Regions from separate parts of the Homo sapiens genome. Here region 1 is linked to region 2. A link is a contact called in ENCODE Hi-C data. All regions are on one chromosome and are shown on one strand. Each heading gives the region's core, a stretch centred on a gene start or an enhancer-like site at or near the end of the contact. The rest is flanking DNA. Distances are from core to core; before and after follow the strand shown.

Evidence for each region. A loop is a pair of places that touch in the nucleus more often than their neighbours do. Pooled maps may share reads with other maps.
Region 1: a map of endothelial cell of umbilical vein shows a loop between it and region 2 (8-fold over the local background). The contact joins the enhancer-like site here to the promoter of MRPL3 in region 2. A Hi-C loop is called at or near these places in 1 of 168 maps with a recorded cell type or tissue (endothelial cell of umbilical vein) and 1 of 50 pooled maps.

The regions. Positions count from the first base shown.
Region 1 is chr3:131,399,376-131,404,935 of GRCh38, reverse strand. LOC107986025 (a long non-coding RNA gene) reads left to right here. Exons shown (of 3, transcript XR_001740496.3): 3 at 69-3,163. Among named protein-coding and RNA genes, the nearest start is that of NUDT16, 20 kb to the right of the region's middle. Within about 2 kb of position 2,060, at least 6 of the 41 ENCODE cell types and tissues checked have a DNase peak (open chromatin) inside an H3K27ac peak, as active enhancers do; they include endothelial cell of umbilical vein, where a contact is called at or near this core.
Region 2 is chr3:131,501,721-131,506,861 of GRCh38, reverse strand. It overlaps MRPL3 (mitochondrial ribosomal protein L3), which reads left to right and starts at 3,891. Exons shown (of 10, transcript NM_007208.4): 1 at 3,891-4,132. The coding sequence starts at 4,041. LOC105374114 (a long non-coding RNA gene) reads right to left here and starts at 4,263. Exons shown (of 3, transcript NR_189111.1): 1 at 4,158-4,263. RefSeq lists enhancers at 3,993-4,062, 3,569-4,255.

The sequences.
Region 1 (5,560 bases), core at 811-3,310, 100 kb after region 2:
TACTGGTTCTGGTGAGGAAGCCGCTGTGCTAATGTTGTCTGAGAGTAATTGCTTCCCTTCTATTCCAGAGTAAAAGTCTTTGCTGGTGCATCAGATTGGCAGAGCATAGATCACATGTCTGTGCCCTAGCTGCAAGGGAGTCTAGGTAAGCAAGCCCTCTTCTAACACTTTCAGCTTCTGTTGGGAAGGTGACCAAAAGTTGGGAGCTCCCTGCAAATAAAAATGAACTTCATGTGCTGGGCAGCCAAAAACAAAAGATTTTTAAAATATACAATAAATGCCATTTAAACTAGGGAAAGGCTGGGGAGAAAGGGAAACTAATGTAAAATTTTTAAGTAGACCTGGATTCTGGACTCATTAAATACATTTTAGGGGTAACTAGCTCTCTGAAACCTTGTTTTTGTATCTGAAATCAAAGTGTTGAATCAGATGAACTCTCTGGATGTTGATGCTGTGAAATGTCACATTCTCAGATCATCTCTGTGGTTGGCATGACTTGAAACAAAGAAAAAGAAGATCCCATAATTACGCTGAAAAAATTATTATTTTTATCTTAAGTCACCCCAAAATTTGTATTTAGAAATGGACAAGGTAAACATTTTTATAGGAATTTTTATTTCTTCCTTTAAAGTAACTTGTCAGTATTATACTGTTGGTTATTGGATTTGAGAGAAGACCTTCTCTCTCCAGACCCAAAGCCAGTCATCTTGTGTGCTCTGAAATGGACCAGACTATTTTTAAAAGGGAGAGAAAGAGGTGCCATGAGGTGATAAAAGGGACAAAAAAAGGTAGACTTTGTTTCTATAAAAGTTTTTTGGAACATGATAGCTTTTTTCATGTCAGCCATACTCAGAGATAAGTGGGAAAAACTCCTGTCTAGTTCTCCCACATCTGCCATGAAAGTTACTAGGGTTCTTATAGGCTTTTCTTCTGAATTACTATAGCATATATTTAGGATTATCCCTATTTCATCTGAAAGTTTTTATTTAAATGTACTGCTTGTTTGCACATGTTTGTTTAAGTTTTGCTGAAATCTTAAGTATCATTCTGTGACTTCTTAATTTCTCTTCCTGTGGGGGGTGTTTCTCTTACTTCATAAACTGAAGACAGGGCTTTCCAAAAATGTTCACATCCAAGCACTCATAAAAATTGTATTTGTATCTGAGGTTACTTCAGATCCTGAGTTGTCCTGGGGACTCCAGCCTAACCACCCTGAAAACTGAGGGCACCAATGATGCTGCCATCTGTCACTTTCGTGGTTCACCAGTGTGTGAGGCACTCCTCAGAAAACTCTGGCCTAAGCCCATGGGAAAAATTAAGTTTGATATACCAAAGCAGTCTTTACATACAGTTTTCCAGGGATGGGTCTGCTAAAGCATGCAATATATCAGAAAGGATAGGTTTCATGACAGTGAAGAGAATGGCGGACTAGCCCAGAGGTCTGTTTCAGTGAACTGAAATGGATGAGGAAGCTGAGGCCCAGAGAGATAAGTGACTTGGCCTAGGTCACACAGCCACTTGGCAGCAGGCCAGGCCGAGATTGCCAGGTGAAGAACCCTCTATCATTTAGAAGAGGTTTGGCCTCAAACTTAAGCATTGATATCAAATGCATTTTAGAATCTTGGAGTTTTATTTTTATCTAATAATAGAATTCTGCAAATTATAATCTTGGGATTTACCCAAGCAATTAGTTCAATGATTCTTTTGTAAAGTTTGTAGACACTGGGGTTAAAAAGGAACGAAACAGTACTTTATTTTAAGCAGCTTAATTAATGTCTTTAGCTACTCCATCTATTTATCACTTTATTCTAGAGTGTTTTTGCAATGCCCAATTCTTTGGCAGTGCATAGAGAAACACAGTTATTAATTACTATTATCATAATCACTTCACAAAACAATAAGTACTCATACTTCCTAGGATTGAAAGTTTCACACCAACATTCCTCCAAGATAAGCATCTTTAGAGTAAAATATTCATATGAATCATCAAGAGCTATTATTAAACGCTTTTCAGAGTTTCTGAGTCATTACCTTAAAGATTTAACTTAGGTTTACTTTGAGAGGAAAATGGAAGGCTAGCATTTAATATCTTTTCTTCTCCTGTAAGAAGTGCTGGTTCTTGACTAGGCCTCCGTGGGCGGCCTTCCCTACCACTCTTATGGGGGAAGTAGACTCAGAGGTGCATTGTGTCTATAAGGAACATGTTCAGGCCTCTTCCTCTTTCTGTTAAGGTGGTATACGAGAATGGGCTGCTGGTTCCCTTCCCCTAAATTTACTGCAGATAGCTCCAGAAGCAGATGCAATCAAAGCTCTGAGGAAATTATCAGTGACACCCAAAAGGGTGAGAATGCCCTGGAGAGACAGAAGGCTGTCTAGCGTAGGAGTGTGAGGAATGAGCGGTGGCAGGCTGGGGCAGACAGCTGGGCATGTGCAGCAGGCAGAGGGGATAGTGGAGGAAAGCCTTTGGGTTCTGCCTTTTCCTCTTCACTGCCTGGCTTTAAATGAATCCTTGCTGGTCCCTTTGCAATTGAAACTGGCAGCATCAACGCAGGCTGCTAGTGTTGTCAGGGTGCATAAATGTACTGCAAAAACCCTGTTGGGATGAGGGTTGATGAAAACAGGACTGGCCAGCTGATATTTAACATCCACTCATCCACCTCTTCCACATCAAACTCCCTGGGATGGCAGATTTTAATCTAGGTGACTATTGCCCACAGGAGTTGCCCGGCAGAGTGGTACCAAAAATAGTAGCCTATCGAATTCTGTGGTATCTGGAGCATCCAGCTCTGGGGTTTATTCCTTCTCTGTTCTTAAACTCACATGGAGGGATTCAGCTCCTGCTTAAAACACATTACCAGGCAGGGTAGATTAAAACAGAAACATGATTTCCCAGGGTAATATAACTGTCTCCTAAAGACAACAAACGTTGACTGGAACTTATAGAGCAAGAGCTTAAATAAACAACAAATATAACTTAAAGTGAGAATGTATTAGCAATCTGAAGCAGGAAAAGAATGTTTCAGAGGTATATACATATGTGAACATTTATCAAATTGTACACTTTAAATATGTGCAGTTTATTTTATGCAAAGTATACCACAATGAAGCTGTTAAAAAGAAAACTAACCACTTACTCACAAAATAAAATGCAAATCTAACAATATCACCCTATTTAACACTCTTCAATGGTTTCCCAATTATCTTAGGATAAAATTCAGTCTTTAGAATGTGGCTTGGAAAGCTTGCATGATCTGGTCCCTACTCAATACATCCTTTCCATACCCAAACTCTCAAATAGGAGACCCAGACATCTCAATTTCTTTCGATTCTTGGGTCTGCCTCCAAGCATTTGCATTCTGTTGCTTGTTAGCATTTTTCCCATATTCCACCCCTACACATACATATACACATTTACCTGGATAATTGCTTTAGGATTCTGCTTAGATATCCTTTTCATGAAGCTCTCACTGACCATCTCTCCCACCCCCATGACTGAGTGGAATCCCTCCTATGCGCACCTACAGTACTCTGGGCTTCCCATATTGCTACAACGTGGGTGTAGTTTATTTGACCCCACAAGTCTCATGTTGAAATTTGATTCCCAGTGTTGGAGGTGGAGCCTGGTGGGAGGTGTTTGGGTCATGGGGATGGACCCCTTATGAATGGCTGTCTGATGCCATCCTCACTGGGAGTGAGTCCTTATTCTTTGTTCCAGTCAGAACTCATTGTTGAAAAGAGCCTAGCACCTCCCTCCCCTCTCTGTCGCTCCCTCTCTCACAATGTGACACACTGTCTCCTCTTTGCCTTCTGCCATGAGTGGAAGCAGCCTGAGGCTTCTGCCCACAGCAGATGCTGGCACCATGCTTCTTGTACAGCCTGTAGAACTGTGAGTCAAATAAACCTCTTTTCTTTATAAGTTACCCAGCCTCAAGTATTCCTTTATAGCAACAAAAATGGATTAAGACACATAGCTTATCATGTATCCCTCTGTCTTGTGAGTGCCTGTTTACTTCTCTGATGCCTCACACCATCCTGTGAGAATGTTTGAGAGCAATAAATGTCCCTGTCTTGTGTATCGCAGCTCCAGTGCCTTGGATACTATCTAGAATATGGTATATTTCTTTAATGATTCAATCAATAAGTCAGTGGAACATGGAGGATCCGAGAGTAAGTCTTAATACCAAATTTAAAGGAAACCGAGGACAACCCTGTGAAAGGGAGAGAAGCAGGGAAGTACAGGGGTAAGAGCTCAAGCAATGTCAGGTAGACTTGGGTTCTCATATCAGCTCTGTCACTTAGTAATGTGACCTTGTGGAAGCTCCCTAACCTCACTGTGCCTCACAATATCCTCATCTGTTAAGTGGAGATAATAGTGATACCTATTTCATTGGATTATTATGAGGATAAAATGAGATAATCTGTGTAACTTTAGGTTCAATGCCTAGTTTGGCCCAATAAGTGTTAATTATAACTAAACAAAACAATATCATAGTGCTTAAGAGCAAAAAGAACTAAATAATAACAAAATCCAGTCAAATAAATGTTTCTGGTGTTACCAAAATGGAAAAGCCAGTTATAGGTAAGTAGCAGATTTGATCAATGGTAGCTCAAACTTACAGCTTAGCCTTACAGGCTTTCTGTCCAATTTTCCTGTAGTGTTGGTGAGTCTAAGGGTACTGAAGTTTGTGTTTCATGTTTTTGGGATTTCTGATTTTCTTCAAAACCTTGCTGAAGTAATATCTAGAGCTGCGGAGCCCATAAGAAGGTTCCAGCTAGGGAAGGTAGGGAGGAGATGCCACTCTCTGCTTACACGTGAAGAAGCCCTTTGCAGTGGAGACTGTGGTGTGTTTCCTGGAACCTCCACTCTAGGACCGAAGCATTCATTCCTCCAGCTTCTAGGTGTGTTGAAGTCCAACACTCAGGTGAGACCCTATCTGGGAATTTGCCATGGCTAGAGAGAGCTGCCTCCCCCAAAGTCACTCTCTTCCCAGGGCGGCCTACATCTAACAGCTGATTGAAGTGGGAGTACAGAGGCATCAACCTCTCACACCAGTTGGGCACATCTCTGAAGGCCATTCTAGCCCCAGGCCTCCCTGTAGAATTGACCTCTGTGGTGGGTGCATAGCAGTTCAGCATTTCTCTCTGCCCAGTATGTGCCTGAGAGCACTTATCAACAAACTCCTTGCCTGCACATCTCAGGCTCAGAAGCTGCTCTCCTGGAAACTGGACCTGCGACTACCATCTCTTGACCCACTGGATGCCTTAATGCCCATATATCCAGGTGTCACTGGGCAAGCAGTCAATGCAGAGATTGGCCACCTTCTCTGAAGCTGAAGCAATGGGGCAGCAAAGAGTGTCTGCGATCAGAAGAAGAAAGGAAAATTGCCACCATCCTTAGGAATTTGACATATGGAGTTATATTTCAGACAACATTTTGGGGAGAGGCCTTGAGTTTATTGAATGATCAGAAGAAAAAGGTATTTAGGATGGAAATCTGGGAGATCAAGGCACAGTTGACTGAACCATTCCAATTCCAAATTGTAAGCTCCATGAGGGTAGG
Region 2 (5,141 bases), core at 2,642-5,141:
AATGAACTCAGTCTTTAGAATTTCTCCAGATTCTGTATCTGTAAGGCTCAGAGGGGTAATCCTGATTATGATTCTAGGTGGCTAGAGTATCCACTGGTTTGGAGCTATACTCTGGCCATCAAAACTACACTGGCATTGGGAGGAAGACCAGGGAGGAAGAGATGTCCTTTTGAAAAGCATTGGTTCCCTGGCATGTGATGCTACATTGTCTGTTGCTAATATTTTTTCTAAGTAATCAAAGAACTTTAAAAAATGGACATTGGTATAATTACATTAAGTTTTGAAACCTTAAACCCAGATTACTACATGGCCATACTGCTTTTTTCTATTTTTTTAAGGCTTTCTTCAAGCCAAATGAATTTTAATTCTGATCATCTCTTGGAACCCTAAAGTCTGTGGGCTTACTTGGGAATTTACAAATAAAAATTATGTTTTAAAAGCAATATATTAAAGTTACAAATTGTGATTTGGCCTTACTGAAGGACATTGAAGCAGAATTCATTCTCTTACTGAATGAGTATCTGTGGATTTTGCAATACAGCCTTTCAAATTTTCTATTTCAGCCAGCAATGAAATCTTAAAGTTCAAAAATCTCTTAAAGTTTATTTTATCTATATCCCCATTGAATGCTTGACTCACTTTCATAACATCTTTACTGATTTTAAAATATGCTAGATTCTCACAACTTGAGAAAAATGGAGAAAAAAAAGGATAACTTAGTAAATCCAAACTCATTGTTTAAAAGATTTCTAATTTCAAATATAAGGTATGTTATAAACTAAGAGACAGCATAAATGAATACTAAAGTGGAAATTACCCAACACAAAATTTACCATCTTGCAATAATCCAACTATACAGGATATATCACAAACATTATAAGAGCTAATGGTAGAGCCTAATGGCAGGAACACATATAAAAGATTATTTCCAGTGAACTCTTGCTTTGAAATCTGCTCCTTCTATGATGATTCTCTTGTATTGAACATGGCTTTAGTAATTCAAAAATGAATCTATTCCTAATGTTTTATTTAATAAGAGAAGGTTTATGAGATCATCTGTTGGTCTGAATTAGCGGAGTAAGAGTTATAGAACTGTACCACTAAAAAGAGAAAGTGCAAGTTATCTTCGTTCCAATAAGGAATTGAAATCTTAGAGAGGCAAAATGGCATTACAGTTTCAGGGTCTAAGGCAGTGTCTGAAGGATGACATCAGAAATAACAGGAAGCTCTAGGTCAGTGCCTGACTGCCCTAGAAAAGCCTAGGCTGGGTCCCTTGACAACTGGGCCTAGTAGCTGTCAGCAGCATATTACAGTGACTAAATCAAGTATGACACCACTCAGCCCTGGCTGGCAATCAGGAGACACATTTTTTACGACAGCAGACAAACCATGTTTTACTTTGATTCAGTTCAGCGGTGGTGCCTGCTGTCAAGGTCCTCCTTATGGACTAGGAGATATTTGGTACTATGGGAAAAGGTTAGACCAAATGGCTACCTCTTCAATCCTCACTGACCACTGCGTGTGATTACTTACCGATTTTCCTCTTTAGCCTTAAAGAAATTCCAAGGCAAGAGTAGTGACATATTTGTCATAGAGAGCCAAAGAAACAAAATGTCTAAAAGCATAAGCTCTATCTATGGTCACAGTCTTTGGCTCTACCAGTTAATAGCTGGGTGATTTTATTTAAGTTATGTAATCTCTGTATGCCTATTTTCTTAACTGTAAGATCCAGATAATTATACTATTGTCACAGCAGATTGTCATAACAATCAAGTGAGAAAATACACTGAGAGAGTAAAAATGAATACTATTAGTAACTGGACTGCAGTGTTTATAGCAGAACATCAATACAATATTTCTTTTTTTTTTTTTTGAGACGGAGTCTTGCTCTGTCACCCAGGCTGGAGTGCAGTGGCTCAATCTCGCTCACTGCAAGCTGCGCCTCCCAGGTTCACACCATTCTCCTGCCTCAGCCTCCTGAGTAGCTGGGACTACAGGCACCCGCCACTACGCCCGGCTAATTTTTTTTTGTATTTTTAGTAGAGAAGGGGTTTCACCATGTCAGCCAGGATGGTCTCAATCTCCTGACCTCGTGATCCACCCGCCTTGGCATCCCAAAGTGCTGAGCCACCACGCCCAGCCCATCATTACAATATTTCTTACAGACCGTACTGTAGGCCACACCACTGCAGCAAAATGACTAACAGTTCCTTATTCTGAGTGATTCCTGCTTTCTTATGAACATCATGCCCACTTCCTCTCTGTTCTTCCTGTCTCTAGAACAAAGACTATCAAGATATCCAATTGCTGAACTGTCCTTTCTTCTTGACAGCACCCATTCTAAAACAAGTTCCTGCTTCTCTGATGCCACTTTAAAATCACTCAGCCTTAAGTCCAAATTTCATTTCAAGCCCCTCCCAGGTCACTCTTTTGGAAACATCCTCAGACATATGCTGTCTTTTGCTGCATCAAGCTAATTAAACTTGACTTTGTATGAGTTCACGTTTTCTTCTAGTAGCCTTGGCTTATGGGCTTCCACAATGCTGAGCACATACTCTAGCACACTATATGGATAAGAAATGTTAGTTATTGGCAGTAGTACAGAAATCTTCTTATTCTCAACTTCTTGCATGTAGCACACCTCAAAACATGTTTGTTCAATGAAGAGCCATCCTTAAGTATCTGGGAAGCCAGGCAGCATGGCTAGAATGAAGAGATGTAGTTTTTCCTTCAAGGTCCAAAGTATTATTGAAAAGTGTCTAAGGTAACTGCAACAGCAATGAGTGGAATGAATGGACAAGCAAAGCAAAGATTTTTTAGCCCACTAAAGTCCAAGTAATGGCCAGGAATTGACCATTGTCTGGACCTGTTAAACCAAGATAGCCAGATCTCTAGTAAAAAGAGAAGGTTGAAATAGCTACACTTTAAAGTTCTTATTTCCAAATTTCTACAAACAGTAATCTGACAAATAAGGGAATTAGTAGAAGAATAAATGTCCTAGTCACATACATGGTTATTAGGCTAGATCTGGAACCCAAGACAGGGGATTTTTTGTGCAGGTGTATTAGCTATCTATTATTGCATAACAAATTACCCTAAAGCTTAATGACTCAAAAAAACGGTAATCATTTATTTTCTCTGGCAATTTCTCCTAGTCAGTAATTCATGAGCGGCCTGGCTGGGAGATTCAGGCTTAACGTCTCCATGAGTTGCAGCCGAGGACTGGTGGATCCACTTCCTAGGTGGCTCAGTCATGACTGGCTAGTTGATTCCTCTTTATATGTTCCTCCCTGCAGAGCTGTTTGAGTGTCTGCAGGAAATGAAGGCTAGCTTTCTCCACAGGGAGCAATCCAAGAGACAAAAACTGAAGTAACAATATGTTTTATGATCCAGCCCTAGAAGGCATACATCATTTCTATGGGTGTAGTCTATTGATAACACATGCCAACCCTGTTTCAGTGCCAACTCTGCTCCTCTGCCAGATGTGTTGTTTTGGACCAGCACCTAAATTCTGAGTCAGTTTCCTCATTTATAATAGAAAAATAAATACTTCCTTTCAGGACCGTTTTTTATGATTAACAAATATAGGATTATGAAGCGCTGCTTAGCATAATGCATTGCCTCACAACGGGCACTATTTAGAAGTGTCTTCATTTTCCTTAGCGTCCTCAGGAAGTCTGTCCTTATTCTTCTAAAGTTTAAACTCTGAACATCCCTTTTATTTTACCCCTGGAGAGGCGAGTCAGTCCCTTCCCACCCCTACCTACTCCAACTCACATCCAAAGTAGGACAACGGTGGAAGCAGAACTATAGTTTCCGGGGAGCGACTCGAGTGCCCGGAGTTCATTGTAAAACGCACCGGAAGTGGGTCCGGCGGCTTTCTTTCCGTCGCAGAGAGCATCGGCCGGCGACCGTTCCGGCGGCCATTGCGAAAACTTCCCCACGGCTACTGCGTCCACGTGGCGGTGGCGTGGGGACTCCCTGAAAGCAGAGCGGCAGGGCGCCCGGAAGTCGTGAGTCGAGTCTTCCCGGGCTAATCCATGCCGGGTTGGAGGCTGCTGACGCAGGTCGGCGCCCAGGTGCTGGGTCGACTCGGGGACGGCCTGGGTGCTGCCCTGGGCCCGGGGAACAGGTAGGAAGGTGTGAGGGTGTCCTACCTGCACAGTTGCGTCCTGAAGCAGTGGAATGGCCTGGTGCAGTTGGGCCTCCCCTGGGTGGAGGAGGAAGGGGCTCTGTTGAGACGTGGGACACAGAAGAATAAGGGCCGTTAACCTAAGGAAGCACGTTCTAAGGGGATTGAAGTGGTGATTTTTAAAAAACGCTTATGAGCCAGCCACTAGCAGCGAACGCTATTAACAGCAATCATATCTTACAATTAGTGAGCGTTTGCCAGGTACTAAGCGCTCTGCTAAGTGTATTAGGTGCCTTATGTAGCCTCACGGGAGCAAACTGCTATCATAAGGTTTACAGATAAAACTGAAGGTTAGGGAGGTGAGTTAATTTGCCCAAAGTCACTCAACTAATAAGTGGAAAATTAGGAATCTAGCCTGAATTTATCTGACTACAAAAGGAGAGTAGACTGCAGAAAGCTTTACTTCTGTTCTGACCCTCCATGCAAGAATTACACCCCTTCTTCCTGACCTCCGCCCACTAAGGTCTTTCTTGGTATGTTCACCTGTTCAGAGGTCATGCCTTTTGTGGATCTTTTAACTTTGCACACCCAGTTTCTTCACTTCTCTGAACCTAGGCCATGTCATTGCAGGGAGGAGGTGAGCTTGTTAGACAAAGATCAACATGCCACCTTCTGCCACCTCCACTGAATGTAAAACTATTAAGGTACACTTCCAAATGGGTTAGTGGCTTTTCATGTCTATAGGTAGGACTGTTTTTTGGGGAATATGTTTATCTGCGAGGAGAAGATGAATTTTTTTCTCCAGGGTAACGACTAACAGTTTAAATGTGAGCCTTATCCGAAGGAATGTGGGGAGTGAGGAAAAGGTTGGAGACCTGAAAAAAAGGTATACAGAATCCAAGCCCTTTCCCAAGGCCCTGACTACACTTTCCAATTTGTGACTTCCCTTTTCTATATTAAGTGGAGGAAGTTTTTAAATTGTGGTTTGGTTTTATTTATTTTTTCTTTT